Regions from separate parts of the Homo sapiens genome. Here region 2 is linked to region 1. The links are chromatin contacts, found by Hi-C or POLR2A ChIA-PET in ENCODE. All regions are on one chromosome and are shown on one strand. Each heading gives the region's core, a stretch centred on a gene start or an enhancer-like site at or near the end of the contact. The rest is flanking DNA. Distances are from core to core; before and after follow the strand shown.

Region 1 (6,914 bases), core at 3,202-5,701:
ATGCAGGGCCCCTTTCCTGGCCCCGTGGGGAGCTGCAGCCTCCTTGGGAGACAGGCAGGCCCTGGGGATGTGTGTGGGATGGGGTGGGCATATCATGAGGTCTTTGGAAAAGAGCTTTGCCAGGAGAGGGTAGATGTGTGTGGGAAGGGGCAGTAATTGACACTGGGATGTCAGGGGCTAGGGTGTGAAATGGGCCCCCCAAGAGCCATGCCTACCCCATGAGCCATCACTTGGGGGATGGGGGCGCAACATGCCCAGACAGGAGGAAATATTGTCACCATCACCCTTCAGGGCAGAGCTGGACTGTCCTTACTGACCATTGGTCTGACCTCATCCTTTGACACCTGGGGACAGAGACTTTCCCTAGTCTACCCAGCAGATCAATGTCCGAGGAGGGGCTAGAACCAGATTGATGACCCAGCCCAGGGATGTCAGGCCTGTACCACCAGGCCATGCATCAGGTTCAGAGTCCAGGGCTGGAGGGGGACAGCCATGAGCTGAAGCACGGAGCATCTCGGTGCGCCCTGAGCCGGGAAGGGGCCCCTGGCCCGGGCCTCTTCCCAGCATGCTCTGCAGCCCCACCTTGCCAGCTGACTCTCAAAGGAAGCCCAGTCTGATCTGCCCTGGCCTGTGTTTCTAAAACTCAAGGGGAACTATTTCCTGGCTCCAAACCCTCTGCCCCCATCTGCTGGGCTGGGTCTCATTGATTTCAGATTGGGAAGAAAACAACTGCTTTCCCTGTGCTGACAGTGCAGATCAATAGAAACAGCTCTGCCCCTTGCCAGACAGCCTTGTGTGGCTGGTGGGCAGTGGATCTATACCAACCCAGGACCTCTAGATCCTGCCCACCCAGACTGCCTGCTTACCCCATTAGAGGAGCGAGGCCAGGAGATAGGCAGCCTGCTGGTTCTAAGTGCGAGTCGCCAGAGGAGGGGTCACAGTTTGGAGGGGGGAGGAATGGACACCTTGGGGTCAGGGGTGGGGGGCGGAGGGTTGCTAAGAGCCCACGCACTCCCAGAAGGTGCAAAAAGCTTGGAGCACCAGAACCCATCTCTCCATAACTGGGAAAACTGAGGCTCAGAGAGGACCATTGACCTGCCCAGGGTCTCATGTGAGTGAGCTCAGAGCTGGGATTCCCATTGTGCTTCCTTAAGACCAGAGCCAACCAGGAAGCTGGGGAGTGGGGCCAAGGCCAGCACCCTTACCACCCTTGCTCAGTGAGGACACCCCATCCCTGCTAGGAGGGGTGGGATGGTCAGCAGTTCAAGAGCATAGACAGTGAAGCAGACGGCTGGGTTCCAATTGCAGCACTTACTGGCCCTGTGAACTTTTGGTGCCTCCGTTTTCCTGCCTGTGAGATGGGAGTAAGCATTTATCTCAGATGTGATCAGAGAGACGCAGTGAGGCTTCCATGTTGGGGCCATGATGACTCCCCAGCATCCACGCTTAACAACGGTCTGTTGAGTAAATGGAAGGGCTTCCTCAAGTTCACGGTGAGTCAGTGGCAGAACCAGGAGCTGGAATCAGGCTTCTTGACTCCTGTTTCCTCATCTATATCATGGGGAGAGCAATGCTGCGAAGGGTCCACAGTCATGCACAAGCTCATCTGCAACAGCACCCAGCATGCGACCCACGCTCAAGGAAGGCCAGGCTCCCCTCGGTCCAGCTTGGGTCATATGTCCCTTCACAAACCAATCAACCAATCACCTTGACCAAGGGGTGGGAAGCCGCAGTGTCCCATCTGGGTTAGGTGCCACCCGGAGATGGGGCTGCAGCAGGTCCCAGAGCCCCAGGGACTTGACCTCCAGGCCCTGATGCCCACAGAGGGACAAAGCCCTGTGCATCCCCCACCTGTGGAATTCGAGCCTGGGACAAGAAAGTACATAATCCCTGCCATGGTTTCTAAGCACTGCCTAGGGATGCCCACGCCCAGATGCTCACTATCAAGCGGGGACTGTTCTAGCCCATGTCACCGGTGAGAACACCAGGGCAGCATAGGAGGTTAAAACGCCTTAATCATGATGTCTTGGAGCAAAATGTATGGCAAGTGTCCCCATCAGAGGCCTCCTTGAATTTAACTGAGAATTATTACATGTTCTCCTGCTGAATGGCTATTAGAATCGTTTGAATAACTGATAATAATAATAGCTGACATTGATTAAGCACTTACTATGTGCTAGGCATTGTCCTAAGCACGTTTCATCTATTAACTCATTTAATTCGTGCAATACTCCTATGTGGTAGGTCCTATTATAAACTCTGTCTTATAGATTAGGAAACTAAGGCACAAATAGGTTAACTCATCTAAGACCCCACAGCTAATGATTGGAAGTTTCCATCAAGAGAAATTCAATTCATCACGGTTTTGCCATATAATGGGAGAAGACCTCAGTTAGCATTTATAGGGAACGCTTCCCTTTCTTCTGCCTCTCCACCCGCTCCCTGCTGGTCTAAGGTTATCTCAATACTGCCTACTTACCAGGCGTTCTGCTAGGTGTGTTATCTACATGTAGTCCCCCTGGCAAGACCCCCAAGTCGGCTTCATCATCCCCATTTCACAGATGAGGAAACTGAGGCTCACAGAGGCACAGTGACTTGCCCCAGCTAATACCCACAGCAGGAGGAGGTGGAGCAGGGCCTGGACTTAGGGGCTGGGAGGGGGGTGGGGGACCTCTGGCCCTGCGGTGAGGACCTGGATAAATGGGGCGCGACTGTGGTGTGTGGTAGAACATTCTGTGCCCGTCCCAGCTCTCTCCCCAGCACACGTCTGGAAAACTCATCCCCAGGGAGGGCAGGAGTGGCCTGGGCATCCCGGAGGGCTGCACTGCCGGAGACTGGATTCCAGGTGACCTTGGCATCGGCTCCTTTAGGACCACAGCCTGACCCTTGTTTTGCTCAGAAAGCCCACACACCATTTCACACAGGAAATTCAACCTGGCCTTCTCACGTCCTGTTCTCAAGAAGAGAGGAAAAAAACCTGTAAATTCAGTCTCTGTGTTGTTTTTTAAACAGACTTTGAAATGTTTCCTGAGAGGGAGGAAGAGTTCACGAAAAGAAACGATAGAGAAACCTGCAGATAGAAATGGGAGGGAAAACACAGCACGAGGATGAAGAACCAGAAGAAGGAGAGACCTAGCAGAGAGGGCATCTAAGATGGAGACCTGGTGCAGGGAAGCTTCGGAAGTAGCCGAGAAGTTGCTGCAGAGGCAGAGGGACGGGGAGCCAGCAAGATACAGAGCAGCACAGGAACGCTTGAGGCTGGTGGAGGTCCCCACCCCACCTCCATCCCCGGCACCTCCCTCTGTCCAGCAGCAGCAACATCGCAGCAACATCATCCAGTCCTTCCACCCCCCACCTCTTCCAGGACGGTGGGAAGAAGCCTCGCTATGGGGTCAGACAGACTATCAGTGGCGTGCTGGACATGGCTGGCCTGGGCTGCTACCAGCTTGTACGAGGCAATTGTGAAATATTTGGGAATTTTACAGGCCCGTGTTGGTAGCTTGAAAATGGCCTTGGTGGGGAGTATTTACACCACAGGAATTGGCAAACACTACAAATTGGGGCTTTTGTTTTGTTTTGTTTTGTTTTTGAGAGCCAGTTTACCACTAGCATACCATTCATTGCCTAGGGCCTGGGGTACAATTCCAGCCATGTCTCTGAACAGCTGTGTGACCTTGATCTTGTCATTCCACCTCTTTGAGCCTCAGTTTCTTCACCTGTGCAATTAGAAGACCAATACTCATCTCACAGGGCTTTAGCGAAAATAAATTCCGAGTGTGTACGGAGCATCCACACACAGCAGGCACTCAACCACTGTCCCCTTCTTCTCTGGAGAACTCACAAGCCTGTCCTCTTCCACCCTTCTCACTTCCTTTTTATGCCTGAGGTTCTCCTGCTCGAGAATAATGGAGCTGAGCCTTGCACTATTTCAGTAGGAAAATGCTGATCATCCTGAGAGCGGAGGACACTGGTATGTTTACAAGGCCTTTAGTCTTCTTAAGTCAGCAGCCGTTAAGCCCTTGTAGGCACAGCATGCCAGGGAGGGCACAGGAGGGGAGGAGGAGGCAGGAGCAAAAGAGACGACTAAGACATGTTTCCTGGAATCACAGGACAGGGAGATGAGGTGGCACATCCAGAAATGACTGGTGCTGAGAAATAAATCACAGCGGACTTTGAAAATGGGATTCAGGGGATGCTCCCAAGGAAGGTAACATTCGAACTGGATTGTCCTCCCTGCCCTTCTCTCCCCTCCCTCCGTCTCTCACCTCTCTCTTTCATCATTCAATTATAATGTATTCATTCATCATTCATTCATTCAGCCAATATTTCCTGCTCACCTGCCCAAACTAAGAGATGAGGACACAGAACATGTGTTTCCCCTGCCCTCTAGGAGCTCACGGTGAGAGGAGACACAGGCCCGCAAGCAGCCAATTCCAGTGCAGGGCTGCCCCCTTTGCAGGCTGGCAGGATTGCAATACATGGAGATGCTAAAGAGGGCATTCCAGGGAGAGGAGATGGCATGAGCAAGGGCCCAGGGGTTGGACTGGGCAGGGCATATTCAGAAGGAGTGAGGAGGCTGAGTGGCTGGAGGGGAGGGTGGGATCCAGAGCCCAAGCTGGAAAAGGGAAGTCAGATCCCTGAATGCCTGGGGCAGGACATTGTTACCTCACCCAGCAGGGTGACTTCCATGGACTGGCAGAAGAGAGAGAGGACATAGAGGAGGAGGAACCTGAAGTCCGTGCTCCCTGACACCACAGTTGTCTTCAGGCAGCCGCTTGTCTATATACCCACCCTATTCTGCAGAGCTGGGTAGCTGCCACCCTCCGCAATGGCTGTCTGTGGTTTGGACACCCCCAGCTCCCTCTCTTCCCTCCTTCAAAAACAACATCTGGATTTTCTTGTGAGGAGCCGCCCCTCCCCGTGTTCCCTCCTTGTGGTGTGGGAGAGAGCTGACCCCGCCTCAAGTTCCAGGGGAGGGCTCATGACCCAGGCTACCCAGTGACAGTCAATCCTGGGGCCATGACTGCATTGTCAGCCAAGAGGTGTTCTCTTTCACAGAGGGTGGAAGCTGATGGGATGAAAGCCAAGTTGATGGTGACCCTTTATGACAAAGGGTCAGAAAAGCCTACGCGAGAAGCAGCTAAAGCAGAGAAAATCAGACTGGAATGAGGGGCAGAGGGAGTTTCTGATGGTATCATTTGAGCTCCCGGATCCATCTGTGCCTGAAGCAGGCCCTATTCCTGGAATTTTCAGTTCTATGAACCAGTATAATATTCCTATTGCCTGTTTATTTTGCTTTGTTTTGTAAGAGCCAGCTTGACAGTCTCTTCGTCTGTCACTTGCCACTTATCCTGACACAGCGGCTCCCCTAGTCCTTGCTAATGTCCGGCATCTCTTTCAGACTCAGCCCTGGGCTCACTGCGTGGACCTGAAGAAGCCGCTTAACCTCTGTGAGGCTCTGTTTCTCAGCTGTAAAGTGGGTGTGACCATCCCCGCCAACCCCGTAGGATCACCAACTAGCGGATGCGACCGTGCTGGTGAGGGGGTTAGTCGGGCAACTCCACAGAGCTGGGACTTGAAATGGAGCCTGTGTTTAAGTGGTTTCGATCATTGACCCCTCCCTCCGCTGTGTCTGTAGCCCACCTCCCCTCCTTTGACCTCCAGGCTCATCTCCAACCGTGCCCTGTGTCTCCACTTGCACCTCAAACACCTCATGCCCAAAAGAAAATTCTTGACTGTTCTCCCCCGAGCCTGCCTCCCACAGTCTTCCCTCCTCAGGTAGTGGGCACTTCATCCTTCCCCGTGCTCAAACTGAAACCTCCCTACAGCCTTGCCACCCACCAGCCTCTGCCCCGGTCCCCGCAGTCAGGAAGTCCTGCTGCTTCCACCTTCAAGGTACAACTCCCATTTCTCCCCACCTCCAGTGCTTCCTCCCTGGCCAGCCCCCATCACCTCCAGCTCGTGTTACTGGGGGAGCCTCCTAGGATCTCCCTGCTTCCACACATGTTCCCTACAGTCTAGTCTCAACAGTAGCCAGGTGGTCCACCTGGATCACCTGATCAGGAGTCTGATGAGGTCACCCCTCTGCTAAAAACCCTCCAATGGCTCCCACTACCATGGGAAAAAAAAAGAAAAAAAGCCAGGCTGGGCACAGTTGCTCATGCCTGTAATCCAAGCACTTTGGGATGCTGAGGCAGGCGGATCACTTGAGCCCAAAAGTTCGAGACCAGCCTGGGCAACACAGTGAAACCCCATCTCTACTAAAAAAAAAAAAAAAAAAAAAATTAGCCAGGCATGGTGGCTCATGCCGGTAGTCCCAGTTACTCGGAGGCTGAGGCAGGAGGATGCCCTGAGCCTTGGAAGTCGAGGCTGCAGCGAGCTGACATCCTGCCACTGCACTCCAGCCTGGGCAATGGGAGTGAGACCGTGTTTGGAAAGAAAAGGAAAAAACAAGAAGAACTCCTCACAATGGGCTTCATTCAGGCCCTGCACACCCTGGCCTCTGTTTCTCTCCAACTCCTCTCCTCCCACCCTTCCCCTCTGCTGCCTCCTTGCTATTCCCAGAACTTGCCAAGCCTGTTCCCACCTCAGGGCCTTTGCACGTGCTCTTCCTCTGCCTGGAATGTCCTTCCTCCAGATGACAGCAGAGTCCATGCACTCATTTCATTCAGGCCTCTGCTCAAGGGTCCCTTCATCCAAGAGACCTTTCCTGACACCTCTGTGCCTTTCAATCCTCTTATCCTGAATATTGTTTCCTTTTTAATGCTCTCTGCCATCTGACATATTCCATTTTTGTTTGCTTCTTGTGGTTTATTATCTTTCTCTGACTCCCCCACCAGTGTTGCTCTGTGAAGGCAGGGTCTTTTTGGCACCAAGCCTACAGGTGCCCGAAGTGGCTACATAGCAGGGCTGGC
Region 2 (6,914 bases), core at 2,741-5,240, 110 kb before region 1:
TACTGGGGTAAGCTGGGAACATGGTATCCAACATGCCCCATCATTGAGAAGCCCCTCATGCAGGGAGGGGGACCACCCTGGCTCATCTTGACGTCCCGTTCCCCGTGAGCAGAGAGCAGCTGGCCGTGGCTCTGGCTCCCAGGCCTGATGGCGAAGCCCCATCTGAACTCCCTAGAGTCCCCTCGGGGGTCTGGCCCTGGCTCCTATCCCTGCCTTTCAGCCTCAGGGCATGTGGGCCTGCGTCTGTCAGCAGCTCACTCCCAGCTTGCAGCGTGGCTTTACACTGTGCAGGGATCTGCTGACAACAGCCCACAGCCACATGTGGCTCTGACCTGAGGCCTGTGGCCTCTTGCTCCCCTCAGCCTGGGAGGGAAGTTGCTGAGCCCCAGCACTTCAGCGTTCCTGGCCCTGCCTGTACACGTGGGTTCTCAAGCAAGGCTGTCAGGCAGGGCTGGCCCCAGCTGGCACCATGGCCCAGCAGTGGACCTGCCAGCTCCCTCTCCCACTCCCTGTTCAAATAACCACATGTGGGCAGCTGCTGAGCTTCTCCAGCTTCCAGGGAGCAGGGAGCTGGGGTAGGGGGTAGAGGCAGCCCAGCTGGCTGTAATTATCCTAGAGGCCTCATGTGGGCTGCCTGCCCTTGGGGAGTGGGGATGCCCATTCGTCTTGGCTTCCTCTGTCCCTTCCCTGAGGGGTTTGGACCTGAAACTAGTGGAGGGGACCATAGAGAGGGGAGGAAGGAGAAGCCCACCATCCCCCCTCACTAGGTCTGAGGGGCCTGCATTCTGGGGTAGGCTCTGAAGTCTCCCTGATCAGAGAGTCTCAGGCTGTCCAGGCATGAACAGACCATGGAATTGGAAAATTTGAGGCTCAGAGAGGTTGTGACTTGCCTGGGGTCACCCAGCAGTGGAGGTGGCCTTCAACTCACGTCTTTCACCCCTGACTCCCTTTCTAGGACTCTCCTCGTGTCTCCCTTTCAAGCCCCTAATTTACTCATCTAATCAACAACTGTTAGTTGAGTGCCTGCTGAGTGCCCATGCAAGTGCTGGGGGCTAGGACACAGACAAAACCTCTGTGGGGGTGGGAGGGAGGACTTCCTTCAGGTGGTGGAGGAAGGCTTCTCAGCAGAGACGACATTTGAGGAAAAACAGGATGGACTCAGTCATGCGAAGATCTGGGGACAGGAGGTTCCACAAAAGGCCACAGCAAGTGCAAGAGCCCTGAGGTTGGAACGAGGCCATCCGTTATGGCTGGAGCAGAGTGAATGGGGGGCAAGGGTGGGGAGATGACATCAGAGAGATGGGTAGAGGCCAAATGAGGCAGATCTTGGTAAAGAGATGTCGAGAAGATGCCAGAGAGTTTGAACTGGGGCCCTCTAACTCCTTAGCTCCAGGCAGAACTCACCCCCCGTCCCCCACCCCGCGGCAAGTGGGTGAAGCCCTTGGAGAACGCAAGGACTCCAAGCCCAGGGCAGTTTCTTTCCTATCTGATTCTTTTGGGGGACAGAGTCTTGCTCTGTCGCCCAGGCTGAAGTGCAATAGCGTGATCTCAGCTCGCTGCAATCTCCACCTCCCAGGTTCAAGCAATTCTCCTGCCTCAGCCTCCTGAGCAGCTGGAATTACAGGTGTGTGCCACCATGCCTGGCTAATTTTTGTATTTTTAGTAGAGACAGGGTTTCACCATGTTGGCCAGGCTGGTGTCAAACTCCTGACCTCATGATCCACCCACCTCGGCCTCCCATAGTGCTGGGATTACAGGCGTGAGCCACTGTGCCTGTCCTGTCCCACCTGTTAGAGAAGAGGAAGGCAACCTGGTGTGTCAATGAGCCCAGAGCTGGGAGTATGGGGACCCGAGTTCTGGTTTGAGTGGTGTGTGAGACCTTGAACTGATCCCCTCTCCTCACTTGGCCTCAATCCTATCAGCTGTGGAGTGAGAGAATTGGAACAGAGGGCCCTCAGTTCTGCGGATGACACAGGAAGGAGAGGGGAGGAGGATAAAACAAAGCTCAAAGAGACTAAATGATACTCACGTGCATGGTGTCTGGCGGGGCTTGCAGCCGACTGCATCCAAAGCCACCCCAGGAGGTCATCATGATGAGGAAGTTTGGGTCTGTTTACTACGAGGTCAATGGCTGGCATCGTTCTCTGCTCAATTTTCACAGTTCCTTAGGGCTGAGAATGGACAGTCCTTTGCAGTACCAGCCAACGGACAGCAGAGGGCGCCAACTCAATGGTCAGGGATCCTGGAAGGAGGAAGTAGTTGGTCTGGAGTTTGCACAGGATGGTTGGTGGCTACCAAAGATTTCCCTTTCATAATAACCGGTGACAGCTGGTGTGTATCCATGTAGATTCATTGAACGAAGATTGACTATGGCTACTCTGCTGAGCATTGTTCTAGGTTTCAGGGAAACAGGGAATAATATAGGTCAGCAATGGCAAATGGCTTTTATATTTTTAAAAAATCAATTAATTAATTTTAATAACTTTTATCTTGAAGGTTTGCTTGCATTGGAGAACTATGCTTGGAAATTAGCGTTAAGAAAATTCTGAGGCTGCTTCCTGGCTCAGGGAGATAGGATAATGTGATTGATTAATCATGTCTGTCAGGGGGAGGTTGAGGAGGGGGCAGTGTGAGTGTCACTTCTCTAATGCAACCTTATTATGGGACAAGTGGGTAAATAAAGATGCAGAGATAGCAAGTTTATTTATATAGGGTCATGCTACTGGTAAGTGTTGGAGTTAGGACAATTGTGCAGTTTTCTAGTCATGTCTTTGGGCCTGAAGGAATGCATCTCCAGGCCTGCAGGGACTCTCTGGACAATGGTGCCATCACCAATGACCATTTTGGTAACCAGAATGCTTCCTGGTGGGGGAGGGCCTTTGATGTGGAGCCAACTGGGGTGGTGCTATGGTTTTGGGTGCTATGAAGGCCAAGCTGGTGGCCAGTGGGGGCAGGCTAGGCCATTCCAGAACCCAGAACCCATAGTTGGGACCAAACAGCTCAAAGCCAAGCAGTGGCAGAATTCAGGCTTGTCCCAGGCCACTGGACTGGGGAGTCCACGTTCGTTTTATGACCTCCACCCCACTTTGTGAGTTCCCACTGGCTTTGGATGGAGAAAGATGCGCTATGCCAGGCCCTGTGTGGGGACAGGGAGGTGCCTGAGCTAGAGTTCCTGTGTAAGGCATTTCCTGCCTATTGATGGGGACAGGTGTGGGGACAGCTTAACCCACACAAGGCAGAAGGGAGAGCTCCGCAGGACACCAGCAGAAAGGGGGAGATGGGAGGGGCAGTTACTTCTCTCTGGGGATGCCTGGGGAGGTGTCATGAAGGAAGTGCCTAAATATTTTTCTCTCATTACAAAAATAACTGTGTTTACTGCAGACAACTTTTTTTCAGAAAAAAAAATAAAATGATAAAAAGCCTCGAATCGATGTCATTACACAGAGACAGTGACTGATAGTATCTTTTTTTTCTTTTTTTGAGACATTGTCTTGCTCTGTCGCCCAGGCTGGAGTGCAGTGGTGTGACCTCAGCTCACTGCCACCTCCACCTCCCTGGTTAAAGCGATTCTCCTGCCTCAGCCTCCAGAGTAGCTGGGACTACAGGCGTGTGCCACCACACCCAGCTAATTTTTATATTTTTAGTAGAGACAGGGTTTCACCATGTTGACCAGGCTGGTCTTTAATTCCTGATCTCAGGTGATCCATCTGCCTCAGTTTCCCAAAGTACTGGGATTACAGGTGTGAGTCACTGTGCCCCACCAGTATCTTAATCATTTATTTACACATAACCACAATGATATCAGGTTGCATATATTTTTGAATTTTCTTTATTACTTAATGTAGTGGCTCTCAAAGTGTGACCCTTGACAGCAACATCCGTATCACCCGGGAGCTTGTCAGAAGTGCAAATTCTTGCTTTCCCTCTCAACCCCAAACCTCAGAGACTCTGGGGGTGGGGTCCAGTGGTCTGTGTTTTAACAAACCCTCCAGATTGTTCTGCTGCTCTGCAAATTCGTGAACCACTGACTTAGTGTATTATAAACAACTTCCCACTCTCTGACTGTCTTATGTTTAATGTGTGATCTTTTGTTGTACTGACCTGATGAATTCTGCTAAAGCAATGCTGTGGTGAACATCTTGGGTGCACGTATGTCCCTGTGCACACCGGGGCTTGTTTTGTGAGGTGCCCTTTGAGCTGAGCTAGTGACAGGAGGCAGGGGGTGGCTGCATGCAGAGAGAGGAGGGGAAGAGGCTGTGACCGCAGCTGTCTCTGACCTGGGACTGCGTGCAGACAGGAGGGACCAGAGCTCTTCTTCCCCATCACGCCCTCCCTGGAGTGGCTCTGGCAGAGCAGGAAGCAGGTGGTGAATGTGTCAACAGCAACTAGAAGCGACTTGGGCTAAAGGAGTCCAGATCTCTCGAGGCCGATGGTCAGTGCTGTCTGGTCAGCAAAGGGGAAGCTGCACTCTGCCAGGAGAAGACAGAGAAGAAAGAAGCAGCCAAAAACACGCTGCGGTGCCTTGTCCCTGCTGGCCTCAGCTTTGGTTTGTGATTGTTTTCTTGTATTTCTCCCTGCTTCCCCTCGCCTTGTGTATGGAGAAAAGATGGACTCTTTGGTCTGAGAATGCTCAACTCTGTGAGCCTTGATGTGAAATGCTGTCATTAATCCACCAGCTTTTGTCCTGTTTCCTGACATAGGCACCAGATTTCAAATTTGGGTCTCCATAGGTCCTCCCTGGACCCGTCAATTTCAGTGGCTCTACCCCAAAACACCCCAGCCCAGCCCCTTCAGAGAAGTCTCAAGACCTTGCTATCACTTTTTCTCTTGGCTCAGCTCCTGGGATTAGGCACGTGCAGATAGATCATTGTGGAAATGAGGGGGCAGCTCCCACCAGCTCACTAATTGGGATGATGAGTGAATAGGCAAGGAATGATCATGTGCTGAGGCCAACCGCTCTGCCCACTCAACCCCAATGGAGGGGAAGAGGCCGATGTTCTTACAGCCAGGAGCCAGTCTTAGCTGAGCCCAGGGCACTGCAGAGGGGCTGCACTTTTGGGTGGGAACTGCCCTGAAGCCCAAGGTGAAGCCAGCCCCTGCCTGTGACTGGGAAGAGCTGGCTGGGGCCCTGCTCAGGTGCAGCCCAGACTTGGGCACTGCTCCTGCCAGTCCACGGCTCAGCAACTTGCTGGGGCTCCACAGGCCCATTAAAGTGCTCACCTGGGGTGGAAGCCCACCTTTCTATGGCCCCAGATCTCTTCAGCTGTATCCCTTAGAAGAGTGCCTGATAAATATTGGTACAACGAATGAATGAATGAAGATGTCCCCCTCCAGCTAGGCAGCTAGATCTTGTATTACCCTTGAAATGCAGGTTATGTGTTTCTGCCACCTTCTTCTCTACTTATCCAAATTCTGCTAGTGCCTCAGCGCCTGGTCTACAGTACGTACTCAGTGTATGTGTGTTGATGTCCTCCTGTGGCTATGTGGCTCCGTGTCTACCTGTGCCCTGAGCTGTGTGTGTGTGTGTGTGTGTGTGTGTGTGTGTGTGTGTTGGAGTTGGGGTTTCTCTGTACTCCCTACAGAGCCCAGAGTTGTGCCAGGCTCAAACCAGGTCCAGACAAGGCAGCAGGAGAGTGACAGTCCTGCCACAGCCCACTCCTGATAGGGCTGAAGCAGTCTGTAAGTCCCAGATCCCTCCCCATTTGAGTTGGGAAGAGAATGTTCTTTGTTGGGTTGTCCACATTTATCACCAAATTTTACTCACCCTGATTCCAGAAAGGATGATGATGTGCTGATGCTAGAAACAGTGATTCAAGGCTAGAAGAACAAGAGCAGGAAATGGAACCAGGATGGTGGTACCAGAAAATCGGGCTGTGCCCAAACGTGTCTCTGAGCTGCTCCTTCACCAAGAGACCCACAGGATCACTGGCTTTTGGGTTTGGACAGGTACCTTCATGGTCCCCTGTGGAGCATGTGACAGAGGACATAGCCTATCGTTGAACCACAGGAACCAGATTCCAAGCCCAGCTCTTCTCTTTGTAGAACCTTGGACACATTTCCTTAAATTTGGGAAAAATCTCAAGCCATTATGTCTTAACATTTCTTTCCTGTCCCACTCTCGCTCACCTCTCCTTCTGAGACTCCAATCACACATACGTTAGACATTGTGATCTTGTCCCAAAGGTTCCTGAGGCTCTGTTCACCTTTCTTCAATTTTTGTTTGTCTCTTGGTTCTTCACATTGGGTAATTTCCATTGATTTGCCTTCAGGTTCACTGACCCTTTCTTCTTCCATCTCCAATCTGCTTGTTAAGCCCATCTAGTGATTTATTTATTATTTATTTATTTATTTTTTGAGACAGCGTTTCACTACCATTGCCCAGGCTGGAGCGCAGTGGTGCGATCTCCGCTTACTGCAACCTCCGCCTCCTGGGCTCAAGCTATTCTCCTGCCTTGGCCTCCCGAGTAGCTGGGACTACAGGCGCACATCACTGTGCCCAGCTAATTTTTGTGTGTGTTTTTTGTAGAAATAAGGTTTCACCATGTTGCCCAGGCTGGCCTTGAACTCCTGAGCTCAAGTGATCCGCCTGCCTCAGCCTCCCAAAGTGCTGGGATTATAGGCATGAGGCTCTGTGCCCAGCCTAGTGAATTTTTAAATTTTACTCATTGTATTTTTCAGTTCCAGGACGCTCATGTGGTTCTGTTAAAAATAGTTTCCATTTCTCTGCTGAGATGGGGTTGCATTTTCCTATTTTTGCATGTGTTACTTTTTGCCTGTAAACCATGCATGACTCATTGTAAAGATTCTGGATTCTCTTATCTTTCTCTGAAGGTTGTTGATTTGTGTTCAGTTAGATAATTAATCACTGGCCGATCACCTTAAGTGTGTGTGTGTGGGTTTGGTTTTACACTTTG

What was found. A loop is a pair of places that touch in the nucleus more often than their neighbours do. ChIA-PET counts read pairs that join two places held with the same protein, here RNA polymerase II (POLR2A). Pooled maps may share reads with other maps.
Region 2: a pooled map shows a loop between it and region 1 (2.4-fold over the local background). The contact joins two enhancer-like sites. A Hi-C loop is called at or near these places in 1 of 168 maps with a recorded cell type or tissue (endothelial cell of hepatic sinusoid) and 3 of 50 pooled maps. POLR2A ChIA-PET finds 5 or more read pairs at or near these places in 3 of 52 experiments (Panc1, activated naive CD8-positive, alpha-beta T cell and naive thymus-derived CD8-positive, alpha-beta T cell).

What each region holds. Positions count from the first base shown.
Region 1 is chr1:24,988,953-24,995,866 of GRCh38, reverse strand. No RefSeq gene overlaps it. Among named protein-coding and RNA genes, the nearest start is that of MIR4425, 31 kb to the left of the region's middle. RefSeq lists an enhancer at 5,698-6,199. Within about 2 kb of position 4,451, at least 3 of the 41 ENCODE cell types and tissues checked have a DNase peak (open chromatin) inside an H3K27ac peak, as active enhancers do.
Region 2 is chr1:25,096,912-25,103,825 of GRCh38, reverse strand. No RefSeq gene overlaps it. Among named protein-coding and RNA genes, the nearest start is that of LINC02793, 59 kb to the right of the region's middle. RefSeq lists a silencer at 362-431. Within about 2 kb of position 3,990, at least 4 of the 41 ENCODE cell types and tissues checked have a DNase peak (open chromatin) inside an H3K27ac peak, as active enhancers do.